Linked DNA regions of Homo sapiens: region 2 is linked to region 1. A link is a contact called in ENCODE Hi-C data. All regions are on one chromosome and are shown on one strand. Each heading gives the region's core, a stretch centred on a gene start or an enhancer-like site at or near the end of the contact. The rest is flanking DNA. Distances are from core to core; before and after follow the strand shown.

Evidence for each region. A loop is a pair of places that touch in the nucleus more often than their neighbours do. Pooled maps may share reads with other maps.
Region 2: a loop to region 1 is called in a pooled map, with 2.5 times the contacts of the local background. The contact joins the promoter of GALNTL6 here to the promoter of LINC02174 in region 1. A Hi-C loop is called at or near these places in 6 of 37 single-sample maps with no recorded cell type and 3 of 50 pooled maps.

The regions. Positions count from the first base shown.
Region 1 is chr4:171,634,326-171,641,003 of GRCh38, reverse strand. It overlaps LINC02174 (long intergenic non-protein coding RNA 2174), which reads left to right and starts at 2,241. Exons shown (of 5, transcript NR_147157.1): 1 at 2,241-2,344; 2 at 4,927-5,019.
Region 2 is chr4:171,810,469-171,817,443 of GRCh38, reverse strand. GALNTL6 (polypeptide N-acetylgalactosaminyltransferase like 6) reads right to left here and starts at 4,040. Exons shown (of 13, transcript NM_001034845.3): 1 at 3,454-4,040; 2 at 2,726-3,032. The coding sequence starts at 2,863. It overlaps LOC441052 (a long non-coding RNA gene), which reads left to right and starts at 3,837. Exons shown (of 1, transcript NR_134656.1): 1 at 3,837-5,306. RefSeq lists an enhancer at 3,680-3,829 and a silencer at 4,070-4,119.

The DNA.
Region 1 (6,678 bases), core at 992-3,491:
TTTAGGTGAAACTGGAGATTGACCTAATGATTTCTTCAAAAATAAGCAAGGAAGTGAAAAAGAGAAAGGAAGAAAGTGGTGTAAAAGGATAGAGGTAGCATGTGTGAAAGATAGGAAGAGAGACTATAAACGGTATTTCAGCCATACCAACTCTAGATATTTTAAAAACAGTGTCCCCAAGCTGTGTGAACAGTGAAGGGGCACACTTCTCCCACAATACAGCTTGCTCTTTTCTTTCAGCCACATTGATAGAAACATATAGTTGGTGTCTTACTAGGTTCTTTAAAGTTTCAAATACTAAATGTTATATGAATCATTTTATAATTACTAGGTGAATTATGGTATGAATCACCGTGAGCACTAAAACCAATTGACAAGTAGCATTTGATGATGGTAGAGTAGGCGATTCTGCTCTTGTAGTCACCTGATAGGTTGTTTGCTGCACAGGCAAAATCAATTAACTGACACCATGGCATTGCAGTAGAGAAAGAGTTTGACTGACAGGAAGCTGGCCATGTGGGAGAAGGAGTTATTACTGAAATCTGCCTCTGCACAGGCTCAGAGCTTAGGGATTTTATGAACAATTTGGTGGGTAGGGGGCTAGGAATGGGTGTTGTTGATTGGTTGGGGATGAAATCATAGGGTTGTGGGAAGTGGCCCTCTGCACTGAATCCACTTCTGGGTAGGACCACAGGACCAGTTGGGTCATGAGTCATGGGTTCAGGCAGGGTCAGTCTGAAAAATATCTCAAAAAACAACAACAAAAAAGAAATCTTAGATTCTACAATAGTGATGTTATCAGTAGGAACAATTGAGAAAGTCACAAGTCTTGTGACCTCTAGCTAGATAACTCCTGAGAAGCAGAGGATTATAGAAACTATTGCTACATTTTAGCAGAATTCAGGCCTGTCGCATAATCCTATTCTTATGGCCTTTCATTAATCTTACAAGGGCAGTTTTTGTTTCCTGAGCAAAGAGGGAGTTCATTTTAGGGAGGGACTATTATCATCCTTGCTTTCAAGTTAAACTATGAACTAAATTCCTCCCAAAGCTAGCATGGCCAAACCCAGGAATGACCGAGAACAGCTTGGAGGTCAGAAATAAGATGGAGCCAAACATGTCAGATTTCTCTTACTGTCATAATTTTGCAAAGGTGGTTTTGCGTGCACACACACAGTCTCTCTCTCTCTCTCTTTCACTTTCTTGTTCTCTTGCAAACTCCCTCTTACTCTCTCTCATTGAGTAAAACTGAAAAACTAGACTGAATATATATTTAAACTTACCAGGAAGTATCAAAGAGCTAGCAAGACAGTGATGAATTATGGAGCAAGATCCAGGATGCATGCTTTGTGGTCATAAACGACGTGGTAAAATAGTAATATGTAGGTGAACAGATTTGATGTGGTTAGAAAATACAGACGTATTTTCCACTTAAGGTCAAGAATGTTCACTTTTGACCCTTTTGAGGTTTTCATTTTCCTGATTTCATTTATCAAGGTCTCTGAGCTATTGATTTCCAGCCACCCTCTGTAACTCTAAACGCTGTTTCTTAAACTTGAGAGAAAAGCAGCTCAATTTACCAGAAAATTATTTAGGCATATCAAAGAGGTTTTAGTTTGTTTTCTTTTCATATATCCTCTCTAATAATGGTTCCTCCTTGGATTTGTAAAATTGACAATCTTAAATCATAGGACAGTATATTCCTAGAATAGGAAAGGAATGAAAAAGAAAAGAAAATATATTGCCCACTCTTTCTTATTTTTTGTTCCTAGCTTCATTTGTCCTCCATCTCATTTTCAGAGAATCACCTCCACTATTGTTTTGGGAAATATGTCCCCACAGCTGCCTCCTTCCTTATGAATTGGTTGAAGTGCCAGCATTCTTCAGCTGAGCCAATCAGAATCCTTCTCAGTCTGATTAGGAAGGTTCCTTAGTTTGGATCCTACTAAAATTTCAACTCAACTTGTTATCTATTTTTAAGTAATGAAATGTAAACATGTACACTCTTGACTATCATATTCTGATTCAAGTATTGGAAATAAATAAATATGATTGGCTACATGAAAGTACAGTGAGTTAAACGGAGAGATAGAAAGCAGGAAGTTGGAAAGGGAATTCTGATAGTGATCCGTTCCTTGATTCCAATTTTTCCAGAGTCCTAACTTGAGACTTCTTATCCCCTTGGACTTTGACTCAGCAAGATGCTTTGGTGCGTTGTTAATATCTTTGCTTCCTTCTTCAGCTAAGTTTACTTGGCCTATTTAAGGACAGTCACAAAAGAGAGTTAATGGATACCAAAGTTTGGAAGAGACAGCACTATCTCACTGTAACTTGGAACTGAACCGTAAGTGGAAATTAATATTCTATAGGTAATGAAAATTCTTCAGGAATATGCAAAGCTTTTCCCCCTAAGCCTCGGAAGTACAAAATGACATATTAAGTTTAATTCACTTAATAGAAAAAATTAAATGACCTCTATAATTATTAATATTGTTAATAGTTCCTTTAGGATGTTTGGCAGCTTTCTTTATTACAACTTTTGTTCTTTTTCTTTAGTCAAGGATTTGTTTTATTATGTTTAAAGAAATGAGCAAAATATATACATTCCATAAAATAATTAAAAATAACTACCCTTGAGATTTCAGACCCCAGATATTGGCTTCAAATGTTCCAGATTACAAATTGATTCACCAAATCTGAGATGAAATGTCAAAGGTACATGACCAATTATTTATGACATTTCATTTGTAGTTAAGGCTATAAATTGTTCATGATGAAGTCTTGAGAGAGATGCTTAAATGTCACATACTAGAGTGCTGGATTCTATAATAATTGCTACTTTTATGATTTATACTTTTTCATACTTGTTATCTTTCTACCATTTAACACTAAGTACATTTGACTCTGTACACTTTTAATTCAAATTTGGATATAGAAAAAAAAGAGAAAAGAATAGTGCTTATAGTGGTAATTGACTAAAAAAAGGTTAAGATGAATGCATTCATTGATAACATTGACCATAATTTAATTCATTCAATCTCACTGTCAAAGAAAATGAGAACTAATCAATTAGGTATTAAATATATAATAAAAACCTGCAGAATTCTATTCATGTTCACATTTGAATTGGAATCTGACTTTTCACTTGTGCCTTTAGTTTTAATCATTCATCATGAAAGTCTGACATTTCAATTGATACACAAAATTTAGTACAATTAATTCCTATTCAAATGTTAAATATCCCAAACAATTAACATCTGATGTGTTTCTCACACAAATTGGCATGCCTAGCTAATTTTTGGATACCTAAATTCATTCTTTTTAAAGAGTTATGTTAAAAATGTTTTGCCGGGAGTGGTGGCTCACGCCTGCAATCCCAGCACTTTGGGAGATCGAGGTGGGTGGATCATCTGAGGTCAAGAGTTTGGGGCCAATATGGTGGAAGCCCATCTGTACTAAAAACACAAAAATTAGCTGGAGAGTGGTGGCGGGTGCCTGTAATCTCAGCTACTCAAGGGAGGCTGAAGCAGGAGAATTGCTTGAAACTGAGAGGCGGAGGTTGTAGTGAGCTGAGATGGTGCCACTGCACTCCAGCCTGGGTAACAGACTGAGACTCCGTCTCAAAAATAAAAAATAATAATGAAAAATAATGTTTTAAGTTAAATAATGGAGAGGCTTATAATGTTCCAGAATTTTAAAACTTAACTTTTTGTTTTTCCACATTGCAAAATTTATTGTAAATCTTTATTTAATTCAAAATCAATCAGAATTCCATATTGGAAAGCATTAAAATGTTTTGTAAGTTTTTATGGCAGAATAAAGGTGAGATACTTCAATATAACTTTATAATAGAATTCTAGGATCAAGAGCTTGTGATTCAATATAATAAAAAGATATTAATCTGCTATAATTAAAATTATGTTATAGGATAAATAAAAAATTAAAAAGATAATTTACATGATCTCAGAGCATATCTAAGAATATGGGGAATATAACATATATTAAAGGGATATTTCAATGCAGTGGTTAAGATTGTTTTTTAAATTAATAATGTTTGCTTAATAGGCTTTCCACTTAGAAAAATAAAGCTTGCCTTATCAACTATATGGAATGATTTCCAAAGAGATTAATGTGTTAAATATAGAAACAAAAATATGAGCAGCAGCCTCAACATTTATGAGTCATTTTTAAGCAAGACAGGAAACCTGTCATAAAGGAAAAAAATGACAGGATAGGCTGCATGAATGTAAGAAATTTTAGGATATTAATATCCATTATAAGCAAGTCAAAAGATGATAGACTGCCGCAAAGTCTTTGCTTCATGTGAGTGAAGCAACAGAAGTTTCAAGTCACCGTTTTAAAGAATTTCTTCAAATTAGTAAAGCAACAACAAGAAATATTATAGAAAAACCTGGAAAATTGTTACCACCATGGCACAGAATCTTTAAGCTTCAATTTCAAGAATAAACATCTAAAATGTTCAATACATTTAAATGCAGATATGAAATCTACACAAACACATATTTTTAGAATAATTTATCATTTTCTTAGAGGTCTCAGATTTTACTATCTCCAGTTTTTCCTTATGTTTCTTACCATTCTGCTCTTTCAACACTGGAACTCCTTTGTTTAAGCAACAGAGCAGAATGTTATCAACTGACTTATGTCAATGCTTGCCTAATTTCCCATTCTTGTAAAGAACAAATTACCATTTTTCTTACATTAAATTACTATTATTGTTTTTATTTATTATTTATACTTGAGGTCTTGCTCTTTCACACAGGCTGGAGCACAGTGGTGCGACTATAGCTCACTGCAGCCTTAAACTCCTGGGCTCAAGCAATCCTCCTGCCTCAGCTTCCTGAGTAGCTGGGACTACAGACACTCCACCATGCCCAGCTAATTCACTTTTACTTTTGTTTTCAGAGATGGGGTCTCGTTGTGCTGCCCAGGTTGCTCTTAAACTACTGATCTCAAGCAATCCTCCCACCTCTGGCTCTCAAGTAGCTGGGATTACAGGTACTTGCCACTACGCCCAGCTGTCTTGCATTAAATTATATAATGAACAGTAATTGAGATGATTTAGATACCTGCACTAGTCTCCATTATAATATTTCACACAATAGTAAATTATTATTTTTAATTGACTATCAAATTATTGGAACTAAAGTGTCTGCTAAGGCTTTGAATCTATGCAAGCCTCTATTATTACACTACTTGATATTCTGATATATGTGGCCCTATCAAGAACACTGTTCTGCCAATGGAAACTCAGTTCAATCAAATGATAGGGAGCTCTGGACTTTCCCTTATTTCTATTTTCCCAATTTCTTCCCCCAGTCTGCTTAGCTCTCTGAGTTAATGATGGAGTCATTAGGGCTTGTTTCAGCTTGAGTCACACAAACAACACATACATACAGGCAACAAGCATACATTATTTTCCTCAGAATGAAATCATGCTTTTCTGCTAATTTGTAGTTAAGGCTAAAATTATATGTATGGGCATGCTATTTAATACAGTTGCAAATATTTAAGTAGTGGTACATATTTTTTCCCAACTATTATCTTTGGGGGAATTTTAGTATTGGATATAGAAATTTAGAAATAAAATATAGAAAGTTTCTCTAAATTAAGATTTTATTTAGCTTACAGAATTTTATGGATGTTGGAAAGTATGTATATATATATTCATGACACCTTTAGGGAATGTATGGAAGACACATTGATAATATTTGTAACTTTCTCAATTTTCTTCAGAAATGGTATAATCAATTCTACTTTAGGGAGATCAATTTTTGCAGTAATTTTTCAAAATATCATCAATCATATTAACAATCTCAAATATATAACTGGAGTTTGGCCTAATATGCTCTTATCATTTTAATTGCTTATTTACCTTATACCTGTAGCTATAATCTTTTTTTTTTAGTTTCACATTAAAAAGTGTTTTATTCTTTGGTGGCTATTGTAAATGGGATTAAATGTTTAATTTTGCTCTCAGCTTGGACGTTATTGGTGGATAAAAACGCTACTGATTTTTGCACATTGATTTTGTATCCTGAAACTTTGCTGAAGTTGTTTATCAGATCTAGGAGCCCTTGGGCACAGACTATGGGGTTTTCTAGTATAGTATTATATTGCCTGTGAAGAGAGATATTTTGACTTCCTCGCTTCCTATTTGGATACCTTTTCTTTCTTTCTTTTTTCTGATTGCTCTGGCTAGGACTTCCAGTATTATGTTGAATAGGAGTGGTGAGAGTGGGCATCATTGTCTTGTTATGGTTCTCAAGGGGAATGCTTCTATCTTTTGCCCATTCAGTATGATGATGGCTATGGGTTTGTTGTAGATGGCTCTTACTATTTTGATGTATGTCCCTTCAATGCCTTAAAATGCCTCTGAATACAGCTAACTAAGGAGTTGAAAGACCTCTACAATGAGAATTATAAAGCACTGCTGAAAAAAATCAAAGAAAACACAAACAACTCAAAAAAATTCCATATTCATGGGTAGGAAGAATCAATATTGTTAAACTGGCCGTACTCCTCAAAGCTATTTACAGATTCAATGCTATTTCTATCAAACTTCCTATGACATTTTTTCACATAATTAGAAAAAAGTCATTCTAAAATTCATTTGGAACCAAAAAAGAGCCTGAATAGCCAAAGCAATCCTAAGCC
Region 2 (6,975 bases), core at 2,791-5,290, 170 kb before region 1:
AAAAATTATTAGTGATATCATCTGCTAAAATATAAATAACGTATATTTTAAAAGAATTAGCCATTCCATAATTTTGAATTTCCATAAATTAAATTATTTCCCTGTAACCTTTTCTAATAATTAAACTATTTAAAACAGTGCAAGTTTTTCAGCTCTTATGACCACTACCACATGATACTCAGAACTAGAACCCTTGGCTGTTTTACACATAAGTACTGTAAAAATAGTTCACTCATTTGGGCATGTGACTTGTTTGACTAGCCTCAGTACTTATTGCTGTCAGTGCTTTGATCTGCACATTATCTTCATCCTCAATATTTTGCAACTTGGGGAGAAGTATAGTAGTAAATGTGTTCTGGGGAACATTTAGCAATTAACCATGAAAATGTCCTTTAAAAATTAATTGCTAAATAGAAATAACATATTACCCAGTAGCCAAATTATGTTTCAATTTAAAACCTATGTGTTTAGCCACCTTGCTAACATTGCAATATACACATACATTAGCCAAATATTACATCACAATATTAAGCATGTTTTAAAAGTTGCTTTTTATTTGTTCCAATATCAATATTAATGACTTAACTCTTACTTACCCAAAACTTGCTTATTGAGGACAACATATCCTAATTTTCCTTCTAATTATAATAAATAATAGAATAAAACCAATGAAAATGAACTGTTTCTATTTTACAGTGAATTATATTTTTCATTAAGTAATCAATTAATTTTTACCTTTTAAATTTTATTTTTTAATCTATAAAAAGTATTAGTTTTAAAACCATTATTTAGGTAATATTAAAGTAGATGACTGACATTCATTTTGGGGCTTATTTTCTTCCCCACTTGGTTTCAAAGCCTCTACATAGAGTTATTAAACTGGAATGTCATACAATATCAATCAATTTCAGTTATTTATTCTACAGTATACGAAAATTCTCTTGCCACCCCATGTCTTTTATACCCATTACTTTATTACCTGAAATTAAGTATCATTTGCACTACAGAAGAACCAGAAATAAGGAAACAGTCAATTATTATAATGACAGATCAGAGAGTTAAACTGTCACAGTTTTTTTTTTCTGCTATTAGACAAACAATTTTCTCATTAAGGGTCAAAATTATAGAGTCAATGTGAAAGTTGTAAGAATCTCATTAATAAAATTAATTAGCGCTTTATGTTAGCTATACCAGCAAATACTTCAGATGGTTATTGTTAATTGAATTAGCAAATTTCAAGAAAAAATAATTTTGCCTTTCCTGTTTTACCAGCATGGAGTGGAGATTTTACATAATAGCATATTGACTACTAAAGTTATTAAAATCCTGTTTTACATCAAGGGTTGAATGATGTAAATAAGAACAAAAAAAGTTTCACATCCAAAGTGTCCATCTTCTTTTTTTCACTGGAATGACAAAACAGAATATACTTCAAACCAAAGTTGAATTCCTATTAGAAAGGATAATAAATATTAACAACTAAATGAAAATATGTCAACATTTTTCCTCGAAATAACAATCCACTAAAAATCCATGGACAACTCATTCTCTTTAAAGTTTAGAGACTGGTAATGATTTCTTGTCATAATGAAAAAGCAGATTACCTCTTTATATTGCACAACTAACCACTGTGCAAAAAGAAAATTAAACTTCATTAAGTATAAGAGCAAATATTTAATGGCCATTACTATATATTGCTGTTTTCCAGGAATGGACTACTTCAACATTTTCTATGTGTGGAAGGTACAGAGTGTTCATGGGTGATGACCCTTGAAATTAAGAATATTAATATTCCAAGGTGATGCACAGGACTAACTGAAAAAGTGGTTTATCAATATCATGAAGAAGACTGCATTCTGTTGTTAAACGTTTAATTACGGAAGCTATTTTATTTATTAACAAACAAGGAATTCGACAACATTGATTTTCATCAACATTTTGGGAAGTCTATTTTGCATTATTGTTCACCAGGGAACACAGTTATTTTGGTCCATGTTAAGTCATGAGGTATATACATACTAATGAGTTACATATTAAGTAGAAAGAAAACATATTATACTACATATCTTTAGTATGGGTGTTTCCAATATGACAGCAAGCTGTTAGCAACATACTGTTATCAAGCGACTGTGAAACGGAATGAACGTCCTTAATAACTCTGCCTGTGTGCCCCATGGCAGCACCTTAGCAACAGGGGAGACGAAAGAGAGACTTTAAGTTTCGACAGGGTAAAAAGCTGTTGCTAAGCAAAATTTACAACCAAAATACTGAAAACCATAGCTTGATTTTTAAAGAACCACTTCACAATCTTAATGATTTAGTTGGCCCAATTCACCTGAACATAGACATGCATGCCAAATGGAAAGCAAAAACCTATCCTTGTCATTAAACTTGCACCAAACCCACTCCCACCTCCATAGCTGAACAGTTACCTTTCATCCACCTCAAGTCAAAATCAACCTAAGACCAATGGTGAAAGATTATCTTCTCTTCTTCTTGACCTGTCTTATCCTTCTTTACTAGTTGTACATGTCACGATGTTACTGGCTGCAATCTTAAAACATCTACTTGCTTAAACCCCAAAGTCTCTAGAGTCTTGTAATAATCAGCTCTGTCAAGACTTGGGGGAAAACCCAAGGCGATCCCACACCGGCTTTCTCGAGTCCCCGCGCGAGGATCACTGCCTTACCAATCCTTGTGTGATCTTTCTCTGGGTGGCACTTACCTGCTGCTCCCCGGGCTCCGCTGACTTCACCAGGTGCTTATCCTTGTACAGAGACCAGAGACCAACGTTAGGCAGGAAAATTAAAGCCACCGTGAACAACAAAGTCATCTGCAGAAATCTCTTCTGTTTCCTCTTCATTGCAAATGGTAACAGAGAAGAAAAGTTAAAGGAGATGGCTCCCTGACTGCTTCTTGTGTTTAATGTCAAATTCCTTTCCTCTCCCCTGCGAAGCACCAGAAACTGAGAAGCTACAAACTTTTGTTGCGTGCTCAGCACCAATCTGCAGGATTCAGAGGGAGTTGGCCATCTGCAGAACAAACGCACAGTTACTTTCCCCCCAGAAAACTATGACGAAGGCATTATCTATTGGCTTAGAAATAAATGACTTGACTAAAGAAATCATTAAGCCCATTGACCTCCATTAATATAAAGCAATAGAGTAAATATGGTCGTTTCATTGACTAAAGGTAAGTTATAAAAAAGTCAACAGCCTGCTAGATACTTAGGTAACTGGGAGTTTTTGTTGCTGTTGTTGTTGTTCGCCCCCCACCTCCTTAGTGTGGGAGGGCTGGGTCGGGGTGGAGCGGGTTAGGAGACAGAACTGAGAGGAACTGGCTCAACCCCTTCAAGTGTCAGGAAGAAAAGTGTCCGCTTTTGACATTGGAACAGCGTCACCTTCTTCGTCTTCCCTGAACATCTTTTCCTGTGCTCCCCTTGGGATAACCCACCTGAACTCAAGTTCAACTCCCTCCGGAGCCAGCTTGCCGGCGGGCTCCACCGGGATCCAGGGACTCGGGATCCGGGCAGAACTCCGGTTCGGATGGAGGTCCACGAAGTGCCGGACCCTCGCGCGCTGTCTACACGCTCCTCTGCAGGCAGCGGCTGGGAGCCCCGGGAACCTGGTGGAAAGGAGGCTACAGATGTCAGCGGAGTCCAGCCAGGAAGTGGTGGCGCCGCGACGTCCCTTCCTCGCGCGGTCCTCGGAATGCGATCCTCTGAGAAGTGAGCGCTCTGCCCATCAATCTCGTCCCTTCCCCCGGTGACGCTCTCACGCTCCGCTGTTCATGTTACCATTCTTTTCTGGCAACTGAACGAACCCACAGGACCATCACGAGCACCTAAAGGGCAATATTTTTTGATCTCCTCTTCTCGTAAAGGGGATGGAGGCGGAGAAACCGAAGTCTGTGCTGGGCTTGGAAGCGGACGAGGGCGCTGCGAGGAGGAGCGGAAGGCGGAGATGCGCCGCGGCTGCACACGGTCGCCCGCGCCCCACTCCCCGGCGCCTGCCTTCCGCGGAGACGTCGCTGGTGTCTGCCACGTGCGGCAGCCCGGAGCCCAGGAGGGGAGGGCGGGCCGCCTGGCGGGGGTGGGCAATGCCTCCCGGCCTCCAGACGCTATATAAACAGACCCGGACGCGAGGCAGCGGCGGAGGGCGAGCGTGACGCTGGAGGAGGAGTGGGAGCTCCCAGCCTGCGCGGGTCCTCTCTTTACCTGCCAGGGCTTTTCCGGGTAATCTGGGACCGACAGGGATGCCAGCACCCCGTCATCTCACCCAAAGGGCGCCAGGCCAGAGATTCCTGGGGAAAAGTCGCCGGCTGCAGGCGGTTGTCCCAGGAATTCCTCCATGGTGCCGGCGGGAGCGCGGCGAGCCGGGGCGCGGCGGCTGCGGGAGGTGGAGGCGACCCGGGACAGGGCCGGTCCCAGGGAGAGGGGATCCCCCGAGCCGCGCGTTCCGCCGTTCAGGCCAGGTAGGGGGTGGGGAAGGAGGAGGAAGAGGATCCCGAAGCAAGACAGAGCTGAGGCTCAGAGTTCTCAGGCAGCAGCTTCTGGAGGACACCGTGGAGACCCAAGGCGGCTTTATTTGGGTCTGCAAACACCCGGGGCCCCGGTTAAGATTCGGCAGGGCCACCCCGCTCCTCCCCCGCCTTGCACGACCGCACTCCGCGCGCCTTGTCACTGCGAGGGCTACCTGTCCTCGCACACTCCTCCGCGATGGCCAGAAAACGTGGGACTCGAGATAAGACTCTGGCAGATGGTACTCCTCCCTCCGCCTAACGTATCAATGCACCAACGCCCCTGACCGCACACTCAGGAACCTGTGGCAGCCTCGCCAAGGGACAGCGTGCCCAGCACCGTGCACTGGGCACTCTTGGATCTGGAGCTCACAACTCCGGAAGGAATGGGGACTTAGATGAGGTGACAGACATGCATGCATGCAATGCAGGCTGAATCCGCCTGTCTGGAGCCAAAAATAAACGCCATGGTCACCTCTTTGTTACAACCTGGATATGATGCCCACATGCGTGGGGTAGACATGCTTGGGATAGATAAGCCTGTGGACTTCAGACGGTATTTTCTCTTTCCCTTTTTTCTTCTTTCTCGTCCTCATCTCTGTCCCTCCCTCCTTTTCTTCTCGCCCTATCTCTTCCTCCCTTTCTACTCTCTCTAGTGTCTCACTTGAGAAAGACCTAGATTTGAGTGGGAAGAGTTATGCCTTAAACTGTTCTCATTATAAATTCAAAATGTACTTGAAGAATACAGATCGACTGTATGATGGCATGAATAAAGCGCTATGCTGTAATATTTGTTTTTGTGAATCACTTGAATTTTAAAATAGTCTAAAAATATATTTAATAAATGTTGTTGAATGTGTCCTTTATATAAAGACCAATTACCTTTAGATTTTATATAAATGCAACTTAATCTAGAGTGCAAGGGACTTAATTCCTCACCCCCACCCCCACACATACACTATGCCTTTTGTAGTCTGCGTTATTTTCTAACCTTTTTCTCTCTAAGGAAGTGCAGTTTTGAAACACAGAAATGTGAATTCTGGGAAGCAACATAGCAGGGAGAGGTTTCCTGGGAATATTGTCAGGTGCTCAAGGAAATAAATTTGGAGAATCATTTAATTATATTGGATATATTTTTAAGTACTGATACAGTTATTAATTTTCAAAGTAAAATAACTCAAAAGTGCACTTGGAATTAAAAAAGTAAAATCTCTCACATTTTAAACAATACCTGTTTTTTAATACCTTAAAAAATAGTCTTGGATCAGGAATAGACATACTAGCATTCTATTTGTTGAATCCAGGGTGTTGAGTTGAAACATGCTTCACTGTTGTTAAACTAGCAAATGGTCTTGCATACAGCACCCATTCAGAGAAAATCGTTAATTACTATTACTTCCCCAATCAAGTACACGCAGAATACATGGTAGAAACTGAAAGGAGAAAATTACTATGTTTACTTCTGTTTTATAGCATAGTTCCAGACCATAACTTTAGCTTTTTCTCCTTTTCTGTATAATTTATTTATTTATTTTTGATTCAGAGCATAATTTCTCTTTTCCCTTCAGTCTGGTATTCTTTCACAATTCCTCATGTAAATTACCAACAGATGACAATGTGTCTAGCTAAAATGGGTATTTTAGGTTGAGTTTACAAACAAAAAACTTCAGACGACAGTTAATTTTTTTGCTCAGATAATCCAGATTAAATGCCAATATAAATGTGTGTGGATGTTGTATGTATATATGTGTATATCATATATATTATATATAATATATATTATATGTATAATATATGTGTATATTATATATAGAATACACATGGACATGGTCTTCTACATTTTGACTTACATAGAAAGTCACCCATTCTATGCCCTATTTGCACTTCCATTCTGTTAGGATTCAACTGGCAACCTCAGATTATCAGAGTCCCATGCTGCTAATAATGTACTAATAACTATAGGGACACATTGGAAAGAAAACAGCAATATTCAGTGACCTTGAATAACTTACACTCTAGTTGAAAATGCAACATAAAGACAATAGAAATAAATTACCAAAGGTGCTTGGTACTAACCTTAAATTGAGCCAAATTTAAGCCCTATATTTAAGGAAGCAGAAGGTTATTGCTTTAGTTATCTCTCTACTTCAAAATGTAGCGACTTAAAACAAATTATTTTGCTATCTCTCTTATGATTCTGTGCATTGAATAGGCTCAGCTGGGTGGTTACACTTCCTGTGACGCAGGCTGAGGCCGAGGAGGTTGAATGGGCTGAGCCAAGATGGCTACTTTACATGGCTGACAGTTGGCAGTGACTGTCAGCTGGGGGGTCATGGGGCTGTCAACTGGAGTGCCTCAGCTTCCCTCCATATGGCCCCTGCATGTGGCCTGAGCTTCTCATACCATGGTAGCTAGTATCCAAGAGAGAGCAACCCAAGAACCTGTGTTCCAAGAGGG